Linked DNA regions of Homo sapiens: region 2 is linked to region 1. Evidence: read pairs that join two places in POLR2A ChIA-PET (ENCODE). Cell type or tissue: GM12878. All regions are shown on one strand. Links, peaks and the distances in the headings refer to the core of each region. The heading gives the core; the rest is flanking DNA.

What was found. ChIA-PET counts read pairs that join two places held together with the same protein. Peaks named below come from ENCODE experiments on the same cell type or tissue, not always from the same donor. Only the 100,000 strongest peaks of a DNase experiment are listed, where the experiment ranks them.
Region 2: POLR2A ChIA-PET joins it to region 1 with 5 read pairs; 7 of 35 experiments call an interaction of 5 or more read pairs at or near these places.

The regions. Positions count from the first base shown.
Region 1 is chr5:176,987,600-176,999,444 of GRCh38, forward strand. The region is part of intron 1 of UIMC1 (ubiquitin interaction motif containing 1); the gene reads right to left. Among named protein-coding and RNA genes, the nearest start is that of UIMC1, 13 kb to the right of the region's middle. In GM12878, for the core only: no CTCF peak of the experiment used is centred there; DNase peaks (open chromatin) are centred at 7,172 and 8,782; H3K4me3 peaks cover 1,905 bases; H3K27ac peaks cover 3,410 bases.
Region 2 is chr5:176,929,528-176,937,527 of GRCh38, forward strand. All of the region lies in intron 10 of UIMC1 (ubiquitin interaction motif containing 1), which reads right to left. Among named protein-coding and RNA genes, the nearest start is that of HK3, 34 kb to the left of the region's middle. In GM12878, for the core only: no CTCF peak of the experiment used is centred there; no DNase peak of the experiment used is centred there.

The sequences.
Region 1 (11,845 bases), core at 3,846-11,845:
AAGACCACACCACTGCCCTCCAGCCTGGGTGACAGAGTGGGACCCTGTCTCAAAAAAATAAAATAAAAATAAACATTAGCCAGGCATGGCAGCTAATGCCTGTAGTCCCAGCTACTTGGCAGGCTAAGGAGGAGGGATCACCTAAGCCCAGGAGGTTGAGGCTGCAGTAAACTGTGATCACACCACTGCACTCCAGCCTGGGCAACAGAGCAAGACCCTGTCTCACAAAAAAAAAAGACATCAAACGTAAAAGTAGCCCAGCAGAGTGGGCTGTAATCCCAAAACTCTGAGAGGCCAAGACTGGTGGATCACTTAAGCCCAGGAGTTTGAGACCAGCCCAGGAAACACGGCAAAACCCTATACAAAAAATACGAAATGTAGCCAGATGTGGTGGCGCACTTGTAGTCCCAGTTAGTTGGGAGGCTCAAGTGGGAGGATGGAGGATCAATTGAGCCCAGGAGGTCAAGGCTGCAGTGAACCAATATCCGTGCCACAGCACTCCAGCCTGGGTGACAGACTACGCCCCTGTCCAAAAAAAAAAAAAAAAAAAAACTCAAATCATTAATCATGAGGGAAACGCAAATCAAAACCACAATGAAATATCACTTTATACCCACTCTGATGGCTGGCTATTTTTTAAATAATGGAAAATAACTAGTGTTGGTAAGGATGCTGGAGAAACTGGAACTCTAGTACACTGTATTATTGATAGGATGTAAAATGGTGTAGCCACTATGGGGAAACAAAAGGAATGAAGTATTAATACATGCTACAACATGGATGAACCTTGAAAACATGCCAAGCGAAAGAAGCCAGACATAAAAGGCACATATTGTATGATTCTATTTATAAGAAACATCCAGAATAGGCAAATCCATAGGCAGAAAGCAGATTAGTGATTACCAGAAGATGAGATAGGGGAAAATGTACAATGACTGCTTAATGGATATAAGGTTTATTTTGGGGATGATAGAAATGTTCTGGAATTAGAAAGTGGTAATTGCACAACACTGTGAATTTATTAAAAGCCACCAAATTGTACACTTAAAATGACTGAAATGGTAGATTTTGTTAGGTGAATTTTTTTTTTTTTTTTTTTTTTGGAGACAGAGTCTTACTCTGTTGCCAGGCTGGAGTGCAGTGGTGCGATCTCTGCTCACTGCAGCCTCCACCTCCCGGGTTCAAGCAATTCTCCTGCCTCAGCCTCCCAAGCAGCTGGGGCTACAGGCATGTGCCACCACGCCAGGCTAATTTTTGTATTTTTAGTAGAGATGGGGTTTCACCATGTTGGCCAAGATGGTCTCGATCTCTCGACCTCATGATCCACCCACCTTGGCCTCCCAAAGTGCTGGGATTACAGGGTAAGCCACCGTGCCCAGCCTGTTAGGTGAATTTTACCTCAATTTTTTAAAAAGGGGAGCCCCGGATGATTTTATTTTACAGCCAGAGCAGAGAATCACTGACTCAATCACAGATTTAAATAAAGCCACCTTAACTTTGTAACAAACTTCTCAAACCATTCAATTACTCCTAAGGGGGTTGTTACATCTTATTATCAGAAGTAGTCTGTACAATACTAGCATTAAAGTTTTTCTAAAAAAAACACTTAAAGGATTAAAAAATTCTAAATTAAGGGATAGTAACAACATACACACACAGATGCTTACAATTTACAAAATCATTCCCCATGATAAAACTCGACACACAAACGTCCTTTTCTGCATTTAATGCATATTTTTAATGACTAAAGAACAAGAAATTACAAAGATGAAAAAATTAGCCAGGCGCAGTGGCTCAAGTCTGTAATCCCAGCACTTTGGGAGACCAAGGTGAGAGGATCATCTGAGGACAAGAGTTTGAGACCAGCCTGGACAACATGGTGAAACCCCATCTCTATTAAAAATACAAAAATTAGCTGGGTGTGGTGGCACATGCCTGCAGACCCAGCTACTGGAGAGGCTGGGGCAGGATTGCTTGAACCCAGGAGATGGAGGTTGCAGTGAACCAAGATCACACCACTGCACTCCAGCCTAGTCAACCGACCAAGACCCTGCCTCAAAAAAAAAAAGAAATATACTTTTAACTTCTGTATTTAAATACAGTTAACAGAATATTTATTGCATATGCAATGCAGAGGTAGCTAGTTATTATTTAAGTATACATAAATTCATACTAAAGCAGTAACATCTCACTAGATAACTAGATATGACCTATCCACTATGGTCTAAATGTTTGTGTCCCTCCAAAATTCATATGCTGACATCTAATCCCCAATGTGTTGGTAAGAAATGGGGCCTGGGGCCAGGCGCAGTGGCTCACGTCTGTAATCCCAGCACTTTGGGAGGCCGAGGCAGGCAGATCATGAGGTCAGGAGATCGAGACCATCCTGGCTAACATGGTGAAACCCCGTCTCTACTAAAAATACAAAAAAATTAGCCAGGCGTGGTGGCGGGAGCCTGTAGCCCCAGCTACTCGGGAGGCTGAGGCAGGAGAATGGCGTGAACCCGGGAGGTGGAGCTTGCAGTGAGCCGAGATCGAGCCACTGCACTCCAGCCTGGGCAACAGAGCGAGACTCTGTTACAAAAAAAAAAAACAAAAACAAAGAAAGAAATGGGGACTTAGGGAAGTCATGAAGACACAGCACTCATGAATGGGACTAGTGCCCTTATAAGAGAGGCCTAAGAGAACCTGTTTGCCCCTTTTACCCTTCTGCCATGTGAAGACACAGCAAGAAGGTCCCATCTTTTAAGCACAGTGCAAGCCCTCATCAGGCACCTTGATCTTACATTTACCAGACTTCAGAACTGTGAACAAAAAAAATTGTATTGTTTATAAATTACCCAGTCTAAGATATTCTGTTATAGCAGCAGGAAAAGGTTAAAAACCTATCAAGTTACCATTACACAAATTAAAACACAAATAAGATGACATATTTGTACTTCCTAAAATAAATTAATTTTATATTAATTCGCAAGAAGTGAATTTTCTAAACCCCAAACTGTAACAGAAATGGAAAAAACACATGCAACTTTGTACAAATGTTGCCATATTTCTAATATAAATAGATTTTATATTTATGTTTTTGTTTCTTGAGATAGGGGCTTGTTCTGTTGCCTTGGCTTGAATGCAATGTGTATGATCATAGCTCACTGCAACCTGTAACTCTTAGGTTCAAAGAATCCTCCTGCCCCAGCTTCCCAGGTAGGTAGGACTACAAGAGTACACCACAACACTCAGCTAATTTTTTTTTTTAAAGAGATGGGGGTCTTGCTGTGTTGCCCAGGCTGGTCTTGAACTCCTGGCCTCAAACGATCCTCCTGCCTTGGCCTCCTAAAATGCTAGGATTAGAAGCACAAGCCATCATGACTAATCAAGTCCTCAGTTTTATTTTTTATTTTATTTTTTATTTTTATTTTTATTTTTTTTGAGACAGAGTCTCGCTCTTTCGCCCAGGCCAGACTGCAGTGGCACTATCTCGGCTCACTGCAAGCTCTGCCTCCCAGGTTCACACCATTCTCCTGCTTCAGCCTCCTGAGTAGCTGGGATTACAGGCGCCCGCCACCACGCCCGGCTAATTTTTTTTGCATTTTTAGTAGAGATGGGGTTTCATCGTGTTAGCCAAGATGGTCTCGATCTCCTGACCTCGTGATCCACCTGCCTCAGCCTCCCAAAGTGCTGGGATTACAGACATGAGCCACCAAGCCCGGCCTCAGTTTTAATTCACCTTACTCTACCTTTTTAGATTCAGGTCTGCTACTACCATAATGAAGACTACCCAAAGAGCAAATCTCTTTGGGGAGAAACAGCAAAGACAACTGAGGGGAAAGAATATGAAATCTGGCAAATTGAGAAGACAGATCTGACCAGCCTGGGCAACACAGAAAGACTGCCTCTCGATCACCTGAGGTCGGGAGCTCAAGACCAGCCTGACCAACATGGAGAAATCCCATCTCTACTAAAAATACAAAATTAGCCAGGCATGGTGGCACTATTGCATTCAAGCCTGGGCAACAAGAGTGAAACTCCGTCTCAAAAAAAAAAAAAAAAAAAAGGCCAGGCGCGGTGGCTCACACCTGTAATCTCAGCACTTTGAGAGGCCGAGGCGGGCAGATCACGAGGTCAGGAGATCGAAACCATCCTGGCTAACACGGTGAAACCCCAAGTCTACTAAAAATACAAAAAATTCGCCGGGCGTGGTGGCAGGCAACTGTAGTCCCATCTACTCGGGAGGCTGAGGCAGGAGAATGGCGTGAACCTGGGAGGCAGAGCTTGCAGTGAGCCGAGATTGTGTCACTGCACTCCAGCCTGTGAGACAGAGCGAGACTCCGTTTCAAAAAAAGAAAGACCCCACCTCTACAAAAAAATTTTAAAAATTAGCCAGGTGTGGTGGTGCACACCTATAGTCCCAGCTACTTGAGAGGCTAAAGTGGCATGATCACCTGAGCCTAGGGAGGTGGAGGCTGCATTGAGCCATGATGGCGCCACTGCACTCTAGCCTGGGCAACAGAGTGAGACCTCATCTCAAAAGAAGAGATAGATTAATACTTAGAGAACTGCCAGCCAAGAGTTCTTAACCTGTCAATCCAAAAGCCCTTAAAGAATCTATAGATTGGCTTCAGGGGATTAACTAAAATTGTGTGTAAAATTGGTTTTTTCTGTATCTTCCTTGGAAAAATTTTTATATTTTTTATTGAATTCTCAAAGGAGCGAAAGACCCAAAAGAGTGTAGAACTATCAAGATTTGGCCAGGAATAGTGGCACATGCCTGTAATCCCAGCACTTTGGGGAGCCAAGGCAGAAGGATCACTAGAACTCAAGCGTTCAAGACGAGCCTCAGCAACATAGTGAGACCCTGTCTCAGTTTAAAAAAAAAAAAAGGTGACTAAGTAAATAAAGCTTTCTTAGGACATAAAGAAATTTTTTAAATTGATAAATTTGACTTTATTGAAATTTAAAACTTCTGCTCTTTAAAAAAAGACCATTAAGAAGCCACAGAATGACAATCTGGGCAAAATAGCAAGGCCTTGTCTCTATAAAAAAAAAAAAATTTTTTTTAATTAGCTGGGTATGGTGGCACACACCTGTAGTTCCAGCTACTCAGAAGGCTGAAGTGGAAGAATCACCTGAACCAGGGAGGTCAAAGCTGCAATGAGATGTGGTCATGCTACTGCACTCCAGCCTAGGCAACAGAGTAAGACCCCGTATCAAAAAAGAAAACAAAAAGCCACCATAGAATGGAAGAAAATATGTGCAATACATTTATCTTGCAAAAGACTTGTATCCAGAATATACAAACAATTATTGGGCCAGAAATGTTGGCTCACGCCTGTAATCCCAGCACTTTGGGAGGCTGAGGCAGGTGGATCACCTGAGATCAGGAGTTGGAGACCAGCATGGCCAACATGGCGAAACCCCATCTCTACTAAAAATACAAAAATCAGCTGGGCATGGTGGTGTGCACCTATAATCCCAGCTACTGGGGAGGCTGAGGCATGAGAATCATTTGAACCCCAGAGACAGGGGTTGAGCCAAGACTGTGCCACTGCACTCCAGCCTGGGCAACAGAGCAAGACTCCATCTCAAAAAAAAAAAAAAAAATTCTTGGCCGGGTGCAGTGGCTCATGCTGTAATCCCAGCACTTTATGAGGCCAACACGGCTCACCACAATCTCAACCTCCTAGACTCAAGCAATTCTTCCATCTCAACCTCCCAAGTAGCTAGGACCACAGGCATGTGCCACCACACCCAGCTAATTTACTTTTTATTTTTTGTAGAGACAAGGTCTCACTACATTGCCCAGACTGGTCTCGAACTCCTGGGCTCAAGTGATCCTCCCACCCAGGTCTCCCAAAGTGCTGGGATTACAGATGTGAGCCTCCATGCCCAGGCACAAATATTTTCTTACCTTTTAAAAATATATCTAATCATCATGGCACGAATATACCTATATAAAAAACCTGTACGTTCTGCACATGTACCCCAGAACTTAAAGACTTAAAGTCTAATAATTATAAAGTATCTCTACTGATAATTTGTAAGGCACAACCACAACATATGTATATTTACTTTTTTAACTATATGAATACTAATGTATGTATTTTGTGTACTGGAAAACATACAAAAATCTGCCAGGCGCGGTGGCTCACGCCTGTAATCCCACCACATTGGGAGGCTGAGGCAGGAGGATCACCTGAGGTCAGGAGTTTGAGACCAGCCTGGTCAACATGGTGAAACCCCGTCTCTACTAAAAATACAAAAATTAGCTGGGAATGGTGGCAGGCACTTGTAGTCCCAGCTACTTGGGAGGCTGAGGCAGGAGAACTGCTTGCACTCAGGAAGCAGAGGTTGCAGTGAGCCAAGATCACACCACTGCAGTCCAGCCTGGGTAACAAGAGTGAAACTCTATCTCAAAAAAAAAAAAAAAGAAGAAAGTATACAAAAATCAAAGTGTGAAAAGGATGAAATAGTAAAAAACACTTGGGTAATGCAGCATAAACATGCTTATTAAACACATAAACACTGGGAGGCTGGCTATGTCACTTTACATCTCTAGGTGGATTCCAAAAATTACACTCCAGCCTGAACAACACACTGAGACCCTATCTCAAAAGAAAAAATAAAAAAAGACAAACCAATATTTAAAAGAAGCAAGCGATATTAACAAACTTCACAAAAGCAGATATACTAAAGGCCAATAAGGAAAAACAAACAGATATTCAATATCATTATTCATCAAGAAATTACAAATTAAATTTACAATGGCCTAACACTGTATATCCATTAGAATGGCTAAAATTGAAAATAGTGACAATACAAATGTGGGCAGGAATGCAGAATATAATGAACCTCTCATATACTGCTAATGGGAATGTAAAATGGCATAACCACTTTGGAAAACTGGCAGTTTCTTTAAAAAAAAAAAAAAAAAAAAAGTATAACTGTCATGTAAGCCAGTCATTCTGTTGCAGGAATCTGGAGACTGGAGAGACCAATGCGTGGAACAGGAGGATTTTCTTTAGGTGGCCACCAGCCCAGCAGATTAACATCCAAAGGCTGAGCCCTCAACAAAGACAGGGCTTGACTTTTATACACACTTCTGAAAGGGAGTTGGCTAGTTTGAATGGTGCGGTGGGAATGTGACAGTGCGAAACTCATGGGGCAGGCAAGCAGGCTTACAGAAGCAGAACAAAGGCAGTTAATTAAATTGCGACAGGTCTCGCAACGCAGGCATAGCTTGTGATCATGCAGCTGCACAGTAGGGAAAACAGGAACTTACAAAACTTGTGAAACACAGGTATTTGTAGAAATAGTTATGAGAAAGGAATTTGTTTTCTTTTCTTATCCTCACTCTGGGGCGGGGTGTGGGGGGCAGTGTGCTGGGAGAGTATCTGGAGCTCATTCCTTTGGGCTCTGGCTTTTCAGATAGTGTTATCAAGGCTCTGCCAGGGCCCTGCCTATTGCTGGCCTTGGAGTGAGTCAGCCAAGTACAGGAAAACTTGTTTTTCTCTTTTTAACTTTGCTTCAATTCCACTACTATTAATTACTCAGTAGAAATGAAAACATTACCACCCAAAAACTTGTATATGTATGTTCATAGCAGCTCTTTCCATAATGTCAAACACCAAAGACAACCCAGATTCCATCAACAGATGAAATGACAACTTGTGGGCTGGGCATGGTGGCTCACACTTGTAATCCCAGCACTTTGGGAGGTCGAGATAGGCAGATTGCTTGAGGACAAGGATTTGAGACCAGCCTGGCCAACACAGTGAAACCCCGTCTTTACTAAAAATGCAAAAATTAGCTGGGTGTGGTGACATGCACCTGTAATTCCAGTTACTCAGGAGGCTGGGGTAGGAGAATTGAATTGCTTGAACTCAGGAGCCGAGACCATACCACTGCACTCCAGACTGGGTGACAGAGAAAGACTCTGTCTCCAAAAAAAAAAAAAAAAAAAAAAAAGGCCAGGCACGGTGGCTCACACCTGTAATCCTAGCACTTTGGGAGTCCAAGGCGGGTGGATCACGAGGTGAAAAGATCGAGACCATCCTGGCTAACACAGTGAAACCCCATCTCTACTACAAACACAAAAAATTAGCCAGGCATGGTGGCAGGAGCCCGTAGTCCCAGCTACTTGGGAGGTTGAGGCAGGACAATCGCTTGAACCTGGGAGGCAGAGGTTGCGGTGAGCCGAGATCATGCCATTGCACTCCAGCCTGGGCAACAAGAGTGAAACTCCATCTCAAAAAAAAAAAAAAAAAAAAAGGAATATAAAGTGGTACATCCACTTTGGAAAACAGTTTGGGAGTTTCTTAAAAAATAAGCATGTATCTACTACATTACCCAGCCATTTCATTCCTAGGTATTTACTCAAGAGAAATAAAGACGTGAATGTTCATCATAGCAGCCTTAGTCATAAGGGACAAAAACTGGAAATAACCCACATATCCATCAACATGTGAATAAACAAATTGAGACCTATCTCTACAATGAAAAATTGCTCAACAATAAAACGGAACAAACTACTGATGCATCCAACGACACAGATGAATCTCAAAGACATTATGGTGAGCAAAAGAAGCAATGTCTAAAAGACTACAAACTATGATTCTACCTGTATGAAACTAGAAAAAAACTAATCAACAGTTAAAGGAAAACAGACCAGCATTTGCCTGGAGCCAGGTCAGAAGAGGAAGAGAAATTACTGGTAAGGGGCAGGAGGGTAACTTTTGAGGTAATGTTCTCTATCTTGATTGTGGAGGTGATTACACAGTTATATACCTTGATGAAAACTCAAAATAGTCACTGAGTGGTGTTAAGTCAATAAACAAACTAAAAAAGGACTTGTGGTTACCATCATGACCATGTAAGGAGGTTGACAAATCTCTTCTCAAGAAAACTATAAAGCTAACCCAAAACAGTCAAGACAACCATTTCAGCACTTGGAAACTGACCAAAAGCATAAAACAAACTAAGAAATGTTCACTCATGAAAACGACTGAACTTTGGGTAAGAATACCATGAGTCTCTGTGATTCACACCTAGGATCAACTCCCCTATTCAGTACCCTACTCCTCAGTTCAAATCACAGGTTGAACTATGAGTCCAGTAGTTTAACCAGGGAAGGACAGAATATGAGTACCAACCACTGCACTGCAACAGCTGAAGGGAACAGATGAGATGTGGAGTATCGTTACTCCAATCTTAGTGGCCAATTGCCTGCCATTGGGTCTTACCTGAGACAAGCAACAAATGAGAAGATGAGTCAGAGATTTATCAGGAAGCTCCATGAAATAAGACAGCCATAGGAGGATTCATAAACTCTCAAAATATCCCAGAATGGTCAGAGGCTGTTGAAATGCACAGCAGAGACCACAATAGGCCCAAGCTTCCTACATAACCCTGCTCAGCGGGATCTATGTGCACGCGTGCGCACACACACACACACACAAATTTGAGAGCCCTGAGAAAAGAGTTGGGGCAGACTTGAAAGCTAGTACACACCTTCCAGCCCTGTACAGAACCAAGATGTTATCTTTAACTCTCTTTCCCTCATTTTTCATATCCAATTCATCCTTATGTGCAACTGATTTCACCTCCTATACCTCTCTTTAAGCTCTCCATTTCTTTTCATTTTCACCACTATCACCATCCAAGCTACCAACAACTCTCGTGTAGACAATTTTAACAGACTCATAACTGGGTTCCTTACTTTTACCACCGTTCCCCTCCAATCTCTACACACCAAAGCTGTTTTCTTTTCAACTGCAAATCTTAAAGTACTCCACTACTTAAAACATTTCAGGCCGGGCACGGTGGCTCACACCTGTAATCCCGCACTCTGGGAGGCCGAGGCAGGCGGATCACAAGGTCAGGAGATCGAGACCATCCTGGCTCACACAGTGAAACCCCGTTTCTACTAAAATTACAAAAAAATTAGCCGGGCGTGGTGGCGGGCCCCTGTAGTCCCAGCTACTGAGGAGGCTGAGGCAGGAGAATGCCGTGAACCCAGGAGACGGAGCTTGCAGTGAGCAGAGATTGCACCACTGCACTCCAGTCTGGGCAACAGAGCGAGACTCTGTCTCAAAAAAAAAAAAAAAAAAAAACCCATTTCAATGGTTTCCCACTATTTTTATAGTTAGGACATTTTTGCTCTTAACATAGTCTACAAAGTATGTCCCGTATTATCTGCCCTCCTGCCAGATTGCTCTTTCTAAGCTCTCTCACAGTTCTTAAGCCCCAGCCATACTCCTTTAATGTCATGAGGCCTCTATACTTGCTTCTTATGAATGGAAGATTCCCCAACATTCCCCTTCACCTAGTTAATTCCTTCTCATCCTTCAGAAGAATAACTTTCTCAGAGAAATCTTTCTTGGCTCCCCAGATTGGTCAAATACCTCTACTATACATTTTCAAAGTACCATGCACCTGTCAAAATCAGTTAACACAGTTTTAATTACACACTCATTTGCGTGATTTTTCATCGAGAAAGAAATGTCTGTCTTTCTCAATGGACTATAGCCTTAAGGAAGGCAAGGAAGAAACAGTCCCAGCACCTACCAAATGCTGTGGCAAATGATAGGGGATCAATAAATACTTATTTGCAGTGGTTCACCCCTGTAATCCCAGCACTTTCGGCAGATCATCTGAGGTCAGGAGTTCGAGACCACCCTGGCCAACGTGGTGAAACCCCATCTCTACTAAAAATACAAAAATTAGCTGGGCATGGTGGCACATGTCTGTAATCTCAGGTACTCGAGTGGCTCAGGCACAAGAATCACTTGAACCCAGGAGGCAAAGGTTGCACTAAGCTGAGATTGCGCCACCACTGCACTCCAGCCTGGACGACAGAGCAAGACTCTGTCTCAAAAAAAAAAAAAAAAAAAGTCTGGGTACAGTGGCTCACGCCTGTAATCCTACCACTTTGGGAGGCCAAGGCGGGCGGATCACCTAAGGTCAGGAGTTCGAGACCAGCCTGACAGACATGGAGAAACCCTGTCTCTACTAAAAATACAAAATTAGCCAGGCGTGGTGGTGCATGCCTGTAATCCCAGCTACTCAGGAGGCTGAGGCAGGAGAATCGCTTGAACCCGGGCGGTGGAGGTTGCGGTGAGCCAAGATCATGCCATTGCACTCTGGCCTGGGCAATAAGAGCAAAACTCCGTCTCAAAAAAAACAAAAACAAAACAAAACAAAAAATTATACAAACCTTGGAATAATTTAGTGTAGTGAATGTATACGTATTTTTCTCCTTTATTCAAAATTCCTACAAGTCTGCGCTCATTTTATAATTTAAAAATAATGCTCAGGCTGGGTGCAGTGTCTCACGCCTGTAATTCCAGCACTCTGGGTGGCCAAGGCAGGAGGACTGTTTGAGCTAGGGGGTTTGAGACCAGCCTGGGCAACACAGCAAGACCCCGTCCCTACAAAAAAAAATTAAAAATCAGTCAGGCATGGTGTTGCATACCTGTAGTCCCAGCTACTCAGGAGACTGAGGTGGGAGATAACTTGTGCCCGTGAGATCAAGGCTGCAGTCACTCCAGACTGAGTGACAGAGCAAGATCCTGTCTCAGAAAAAATAATAATAATAATCCTCAAAAAAATCTTGCAGTATTTTTAAGTTTTCTAACATACATTTTAGTTTTTAGCATATAAGTCTTATACATTTTATTAAATTTAATTTTTGTGGGTACATAGGTGCATATATTTATGGGATACATGAGATGCTTTGTTACAGGTACACAATATGTAATAGTCAGATCATACAAAATAAGGTATCCATCCCCTCAAGCATTTATCCTTGTGTTACAAACAATACAATTATACTATTTTAAAATGTACAATT
Region 2 (8,000 bases), core at 1-8,000, 62 kb before region 1:
CTGCACTCCAGCCTGGGTGAGAGAGTGACTCCGTCTCAAAAAAAAAAAGTTATCTGAGATATAATCTGAAATAATCCAGGATGGGAGTTATGGATAGAATACATATGAAACAACAGTGGCCACGAGTTGATGAATGACTAGGTAGAATATGGGGGTTCAGAGTACTACTATCCTCTCAATTTTTAAGTTTGAAATTTTTGGTAATTAAAAGTAAAACACACACACACAAAGTCCTTTTGCAAGACAAATACCAAAGATAAACTAGCCACTGTCTTTTGAAGAAAGTGGTATGAAAATCAGGTGACAAAGATAAGGATCTAGGAAAAAACCACAAGAGCCCTCCTTCTAAAGAATCATCAATGGCAGTCAAATCACACTGGATATTGTCATCAGAACCTAAATAAAGATAATAGTAAGTAAGTTTCATATGGAGAAAAGACTGAATTTGTCTGAACTTCACTAGTAAATGTTTACCAAGGTTCTTCTGAAAACGTAATGGATGACAGTGGTGCATAACAGAAACATACAATTCTTTAAAAGGTTTTATAATGTAATATGTACAAAAGAATATATATGTGAACCCATTACCCAACTTAGGAACTAGAATATTGCCAAAACTGATTAGCCAACTATATGCTTCTTCTGGATTCCATCTCTCTGCCTCCACCCCATCCCCCACCCCAGAGGTGGCCTTTATTCTCAAAATTATATTACCTTTATCTTCTTTTTATACAAACACACAGTTTTACCACAAATTATTAAAAAATATATTGACCACCATATTGGATTTAGTATCCTGAAACATACTTTTTCAAAAAAATCTGAACATTCATGGAAGATTCTATAGAGCACAGATTACTAGCTTTTGAGTTAAACTTGGTGTACCCTAGCTCTTGTCACTTTCTAGGTACGTGATCTTGGGGAAATTATTTCCCCATCAAGTTCAGCTTCCTCTTTTATAAGTGAAATAACACCTGTTTCAAAAGACTGTTATGAGGATTAGAACAATATACAAAAAGCACTGTTACTGGTATATAGCAGGTGCTCATAAATGGTAGCTAATGTTGCTTAATGTTAAGCATGGCTTATAAAGATGCGGCAAATTAAATCCTTTTACTTAACAGAAAATATTATCTTGTTATCAAGCATTTCCTTTATATACGGCCGTTAGAAAACTCCTTAGAGATCAGTCTATGCATGGTCAATCTCCACAGCTATCACCAGAAAGAAGTAATGTTCATCTGATCTTTTTTTGACTTTGCACTCACAGGTTTACAGAGGCAACTATGTCACATGGACGCTGTTCACCAGCAAAGAGTCTAATCCATCAAACCATTTATTCTAGGTAATTGAAAATCTGACAAGGTCAATTCTGATGAGATGAGAATTCATGTTTGCACTCAGAGGTAAAAGACTATAGCATTCTGCTTTCCTGAAACCGACTGAGGCTTCCACGGTCTTCTCAAACATTCCCCTGTGTGTCCCAGCTCTACACATGGAAGGCAGAAAGAACACAGTAATGAATGCTAGCTCTGGACCTTGGCTCTGCTGCTTACTGCCTGACAATGCAAGTGCTAAAGTTCTCTAATATTAATTTCATCATCAGTAAAATGGAGATAACAAAAACTTATCCTTATATTAATAGATAATTATAGTCTTGATTGTGGCTCTAAGATAGTTCCAATGGAGATCACTGATCTAGTATTAATTTCTTGAACTTTTATCTTTCTCGAAATGCTCTAGATGCCTGAATTTAAAAGTGTGACTAGATCATGAAGTGAAGAACTTCTCTAAAATGGTTTTTGCTGTTAATATTCCTTTAACACATAATGCTTTGGGTATTAACTCAGGTGTTAAAAAGAGCTATTTTATTTTTCAAGGAAGGAATAAGCACATCTGGCAGAAGAAAACTGCTAAGAGAAATCCTGAGGTGGGGGGCTCCTTAGCATGAAGGTACAATGAATAGGGATAACTGAAGTGAAGGCAAAGTCAATATTAAGAGAGGAACAAGATGGGAAGTGTAAAAGCACTGAGAATTCATGCAGACGTACACTGCAGTCAGGCTGCCATTTCATATGCTACATCATACAGCAACTTTATCAATGCAACCTAGTGGAGCTGACATGAGGAAATGTTCCACAGAAAAGTTGAACAAAAGTTGTTAGAAGACAACTGAAGGCCGGGTGCGGTGGCTCATGCCTGTAATCCCAGCACTTCAGGAGGCCAAGGCAGATGGATCACGAAGTCAGGAGTTCAAGACCAGCCTGGCCAAGATAGTGAAACCCCGCCTCTACTAAAAATACAGGCGTGGTGGCACCTGCCTGTAATCCCAGCTACTTGGGAGGCTGAGGGAGAGAACTGCTTAAACCGAGGAGGCAGAGGTTGCAGTGAGCCGAGATCGCACCAATGCACTCCAGCCTGGGCGACAGAGCGAGAATCCATCTCTAAAAAACAAACAAACAAACAAAAAAAGAAGACAACTGAGACCACAGGGGTTGCAGAGAGGAGCTCCTACATTATTAATCCCAGAGGAGTAAAATGCATGCAGTGTAACGTAAGTCTGGGGTGGAAACACTGGTCTACAAGTTCATTCAGTAGCTAAGAGTATGTACGTCAGTACTGTGGGCATTCAAATAAGATAATGTCCTCTCCAGAAAACACTGAACAGTTCTAGGGTGAAGCCGACTAAAGAAGAATCTACTTTATAGCTGATAAGACCTAGTGCCCAGAATCTGTTCCAAAACATCCTTCCTTAAATGTCTTTGCATTTTGTTTTATAAGCTGCTCCTGTCACTTTGGTTTCCTCTGTCAAAAAATATTCCCACAGCAAGGAAAAAGAATTAAGTACATTTTGTATTATTTGTGAAAGTTAAAAACTATAAGCAATGTCATGAATATAAATAATTTCAAACGGCATGTTAGATGACGTTTATGATGTAATACGGGGGGGCGGCAAATATAAAAACAGGAGACAGATATAGATAGATAGACAGATAGACAGACAGACAGACAGACAGACAAACATCAGCAGAATCCCAGATATGTATCAGCCGAATCCTAATACTGGGAGGGAAAGTGCTTGCTCTTGCAACCTACCAGAAAGAATAAATATAGCAAAATACATGTATTTCACTCGTTGGTTTCATTTCTATTACTTTTCTATTCAGTGGAAGAAGGTACCTTTTTAAATTCCCAGTTGCTCTGGAGATACATCCCAGTTCCTTTAAACCTAATACTTTGGGCATCCAGCCCCTGCTGACCCCCGGTGACCAGGCCGCACCTCCTCTTCATTCTATCTCTAGCTTCTTCATCCAGTCAGCAATAGCAATGCTTTTTTTTTTTTTTTTTTTTTTTACAGGAATGGAACAGCATGGAGGCAATGACTTCTTTATCCTTTCTACTTGCTGCCCACCCACCCTCTCAATTCCACATGGATTTGAATACTCTTTTCCCCACATCAGTGCCACTTCTGTTCACACCGATTAGACCTTTCTGCAGGATCAGCACTGCTTCTACTTCAAGAAATAAAAGCTTTGGCAGTGTTCACACAAGAAGGGGGCTGCTGGCCCAGGCTGCATAAATCTGGAAATTTTGTGAGAACTGACGGGTGAGTGAAACAAACCCTGGAAAGCACCTTCGAGGCAAAAAGTAAATCACTTATAAAGAACTTGTATAAACTATAAGAACAATACTGAGATCCCAACAGACACTGAGGCAAACTTCAGAGAATTCTTCTTCGAAGAAGAAATATAAATTGACTTTTTAAAAAACAAAAAATGTCAACTTCACTACTAATCAAAGAAACATGAAGTACAATGAAATGCCATTGGTTACTATCTATTACTATGCCATATATTTTTTAAAAGAATATCCCTCAGTATTTGGAGGCAAAAGGAATGCTCTCATAAGCTACTGGTAACTTTATACATATAATCTAGTAATTACACTTTTAGTAATCCATATTAAAGAACTACATTACAAGGCTCATTGCTAGTTTAGATTTTTTTTTTTTTCTTTTTTTGAGACAGGGTCTTGCTCAGTCACTCAGGCTGGAGTGGAGTGGTGCAATCACAATCACAGCTCACTGTAGCCTCCAACTCCTGGGCTCAAGTGATCTTCCCACCTCAGCCTCCGAAGTAACTGGGACTACAGGCATGTACCACCACACAAAGCTAATTTTTTATTTTTTGCAGAGATAGTGTCTTCCTATGTTGCTCAGGCTGGTCTTGAACTCCTGGCTTTAACTGATCCTCCCACCTCAGCGTCCCAATGTGCTTGGATTACAGGTGTGAACTACCATGACTGACCCTAGATGTTTATCTTTAATAGAAAAAAAAATAGGTTAAAAAAAGTCATGCCCAATATTAGGGGAACAATTAAGCAAGAAGCCCTCCCTTACTCCACCAATCACCAATCAGATTTAATACCTTCCTTTGTGGGTGGTTAGTGCTTACATCTTAGCATTTCGACTGAGTTGTACTATACATAGTCATACCCAAGTCTGTTTCCCTTGCTGGACTGTAAACTCTCTGAGTATAAATTTGAGATCCTATTCAGATCTGTATTATATCCCTTACCATCTTTTGGGTCTTTTAGGCCCCTCCTCCCTACCCTCAGCATCCAGCACAATATTTCACTAACAGCAGGATATGAAAAAATCTTAAGGTGAACCACTATAAAAAGCAATTAATCAATGACTTTAGAGATAAAATAATTTTATATAGAAAAAGACATATAAACACTTTAGAGGTATGAACAAACACTAAATTTAGAACTGCCTTAATTCAACCATAATTTAGAATAAGCTCAAATTCCATGAGAATGCAGGAATGAGTATTAGATCAAAGGAGTCAGAGTAAGCAGTCATGTCCCTTTACGTTTTCTCCGTCTTCCTGCCTCAAACATACATGAGAAGCCTAGAGATGCAACGGGTATCTTGAAACCGTGAATCAAGCCACAAGTTTATGACTGTAGCACCAAAGGCAAAAGCCTGATCCTCAATTATGTCAATGAGCCAACTGCCTCACTCTGGACTTGTGACGTGAGGAGAAAGAAATCCCACGTGTTAAACCCACTGTTAATGATGTTTTCTGTTATTGTGACTTACAGAATTTTCTGACAGATACTAACAGAATTTCTCATAGTTAGTAAAAGGGTTTTCCTTTACTTGTTCTGACTTGTACCCATCTACTTGGTTACAGTGACTACACCGTAAGTGGACACTTCAATCAAGAAAGGCCTATCAGAGTCTTCCTCTAGACTAACCTATGGTCTGAGGGAAAAAAAAATTCTTTCTTTCCATTAAAAGCTATGGCTGCTGGCAGCCATTTTGCTTGTCCCTTAAGAAGAGGCCATCTGTTGAACAGAGACCACTGGATTCAAAGATGGAGAGACATTATCTGAGCTCCCAGATCCAGCTCAGCCTAAGCCCTAACCAGACTTGCCAATTATTACACACATTAACTTGGTTTTTTTGCTTAAGGTTACTGAAATCATATTTCCAACACCTGCATCCAAGAGTCCTATATACCACAAGGGGGGTAAACACACAAATAATTATTTTAGTAACACTCACCAATAATTATTTGAGTTGAAAAAAATGCTGTTCCATAATGTAGACCCACATAATTCATACAAATGTTAACCCACATGATTCAAGTTACATTTGTCATTCTCCAACTGCCCACCATTTCCTTTCATAATGCCCACACTATAACTACACTGAATTGCTTGTTCTTTCCTACACACTCTTCACATTTTTCTATTTATGTGATTTTAGCCTACCGTTCTCTTACATTAATACCCTCCCCTCTCAATCTCTAATTGTATTTCCTCTGAAACACTACAGTATTTTTATTTGTATGTCCCTTAGTAGTTCTGACCTTGCATTACAGTTATGCATGTTCATGTCTTATCTACCTAATTGAACTGAAATGTCAGTGAGATCAGGGCCCATATTTGATTTGTATATATCCCCACAGGTCAGTCTGTCCCCAAAATCCTTATTACTTCTATGAAACCTAGGCTATTTCACAATTGTCAATATCTCAGTAGCTACGTACCAGTAGCAATGCAGCAATATACTTAATTATCCTGGGTACCACAAAGGCCACATTAATATAAGTGAGAAGACTGGACAGGGTACAAATTACATTTAGGTAGGCATATATAGAACAGAACAAGTCCCAACTTTGTCTAATTTAAGAAATAAGTTTTACTTAGAGATACTGAGGTCTTACACATTTTTGCTTAGTCACAAGTCAAGCCTATTTTAGGCCTTGGTCCTTCTCTGTTAACTCTCAGGCATATCTATAATAAGAATTCCTACCTCCTCCTACCTACCCACCCATCCACCATTATTTTTCCAGGAGATATCCCCGAAGAGAAAGTCCACTCCTAGCAGTATCCTGACTCTAAGCCACACCCTCTATCTAGACTCAAAGTGTATACAGTTAATGCCTTCAGCTTCCCTAACTCTCCTATAATCTATTTCTCCCTAACTTATTCTTACCCCTTTGACTCTTATGCTTTGCCTTTCTTCTTTTCCTTAGTTCTACCCAACTAGTGGCTTATCTTTTATGTCTCACCATCACACAGAAACACAGACCTCAGAAAGACTACACAGATAGGAAAGCACAGTCAATAATAATAGCAGCCACCATTTATTGCATACCTATTACATGCTAGTCACAATGCCTGGTACTTTACAAAGTGTCTGTGATTCTCATGGCAATCCTCATACTAATTTTACAAATGAGGAACCTGATCCTGAAAGAGATAACTTGTCAAATATTAGCCAGTTAGGAAATATTACAGCTGAGCTGCCTAGTTCTAAAACTGACATTTCTTCTACTTTATCATAGTGCCAAAAACAAAATATTGACTCTATTTTCCCAGCTTTCACCCTTGTCCCACAACCCAGTAATCTACTGTCCACATAGTAGCAACCAGAGTGGAGTGATCCTTTGCTTAAATATTATTCTTTGCTCAAGTCCCTCCAGTGGTTCCTCCCTTGCTCAAGGAAAAGCCAAAGTCCTTATTATGGCCTAAGAACCCTGTGCTCTGTCCATCTGCACTCCTCCCCGTTACCTCTCTGGTTTCACTGTTTATCTCTCCCTTACTTACTCTAATCCAGCCACATTCAACCTGTTCACACCTCAGGGTTTTTGCATTTATTGTTCCTTCTACCTGTAGCACTCTCCCCACCTCACAATCTTCTTAGTTTATTCCCTCACTTACTCTAGGCCCCTGTTCAAATGTCATCTTCTCAAGGAGACCTTCCCTGATCACCTATTTTATATTGCTACCTCCTGAGACCTCGGTATTCCCTATTCCCCTCTCCCTCTGCTTTACTTTTTTCTCTAAAGTACTTATCACCACTTGAAATATTGTATATTTACTGTTTTCTTGTCTGCCTCCCACTACTAGAAAATAAGCTCCATGAGAACAGGGACTTATATTCTGTTAATTGTATATTCTGCTCACTGTATCTGTTATATAGTAGGTATACAATAAATACGTATTGAATGAGTAAATGGGGGCTTTTATTCTCCCTAGGTGTCTAACACAATTGGCCTTAGATACATTTTCCAGAAAGTAAATGCAAAGGCAACGTGCATTTGTTCTAGTCTAGATCAACGTAGTCAATCTTCTCCCCTCAAACATTACCTTTAAAGAGCATTCCCTCGGCCAGGTGCGGTGGCTCACGCCTGTAATCTCAGCACTTAGGGAGGCCGAGGTGGGCAGATCATGAGTCAGGAGATCGAGACCATCCTGGCTAACATGGTGAAACCCCATCTCTGCTAAAAATACAAAAAATTAGCCGAGCGTGGTAGCAGGCGCCTGTAGTCCCAGCTACTCGGGAGACTGAGACAGGAGAATGGCATGAACCTGGAGGCAAAGCTTGCAGGAGCCGAGATCGTGCCACTGCACTCCAGCCTGGGCGACAGAGCAAGACTCTGTCTCAAAAAATAAAAATAAAAAAAGAAACAAAAGCATTC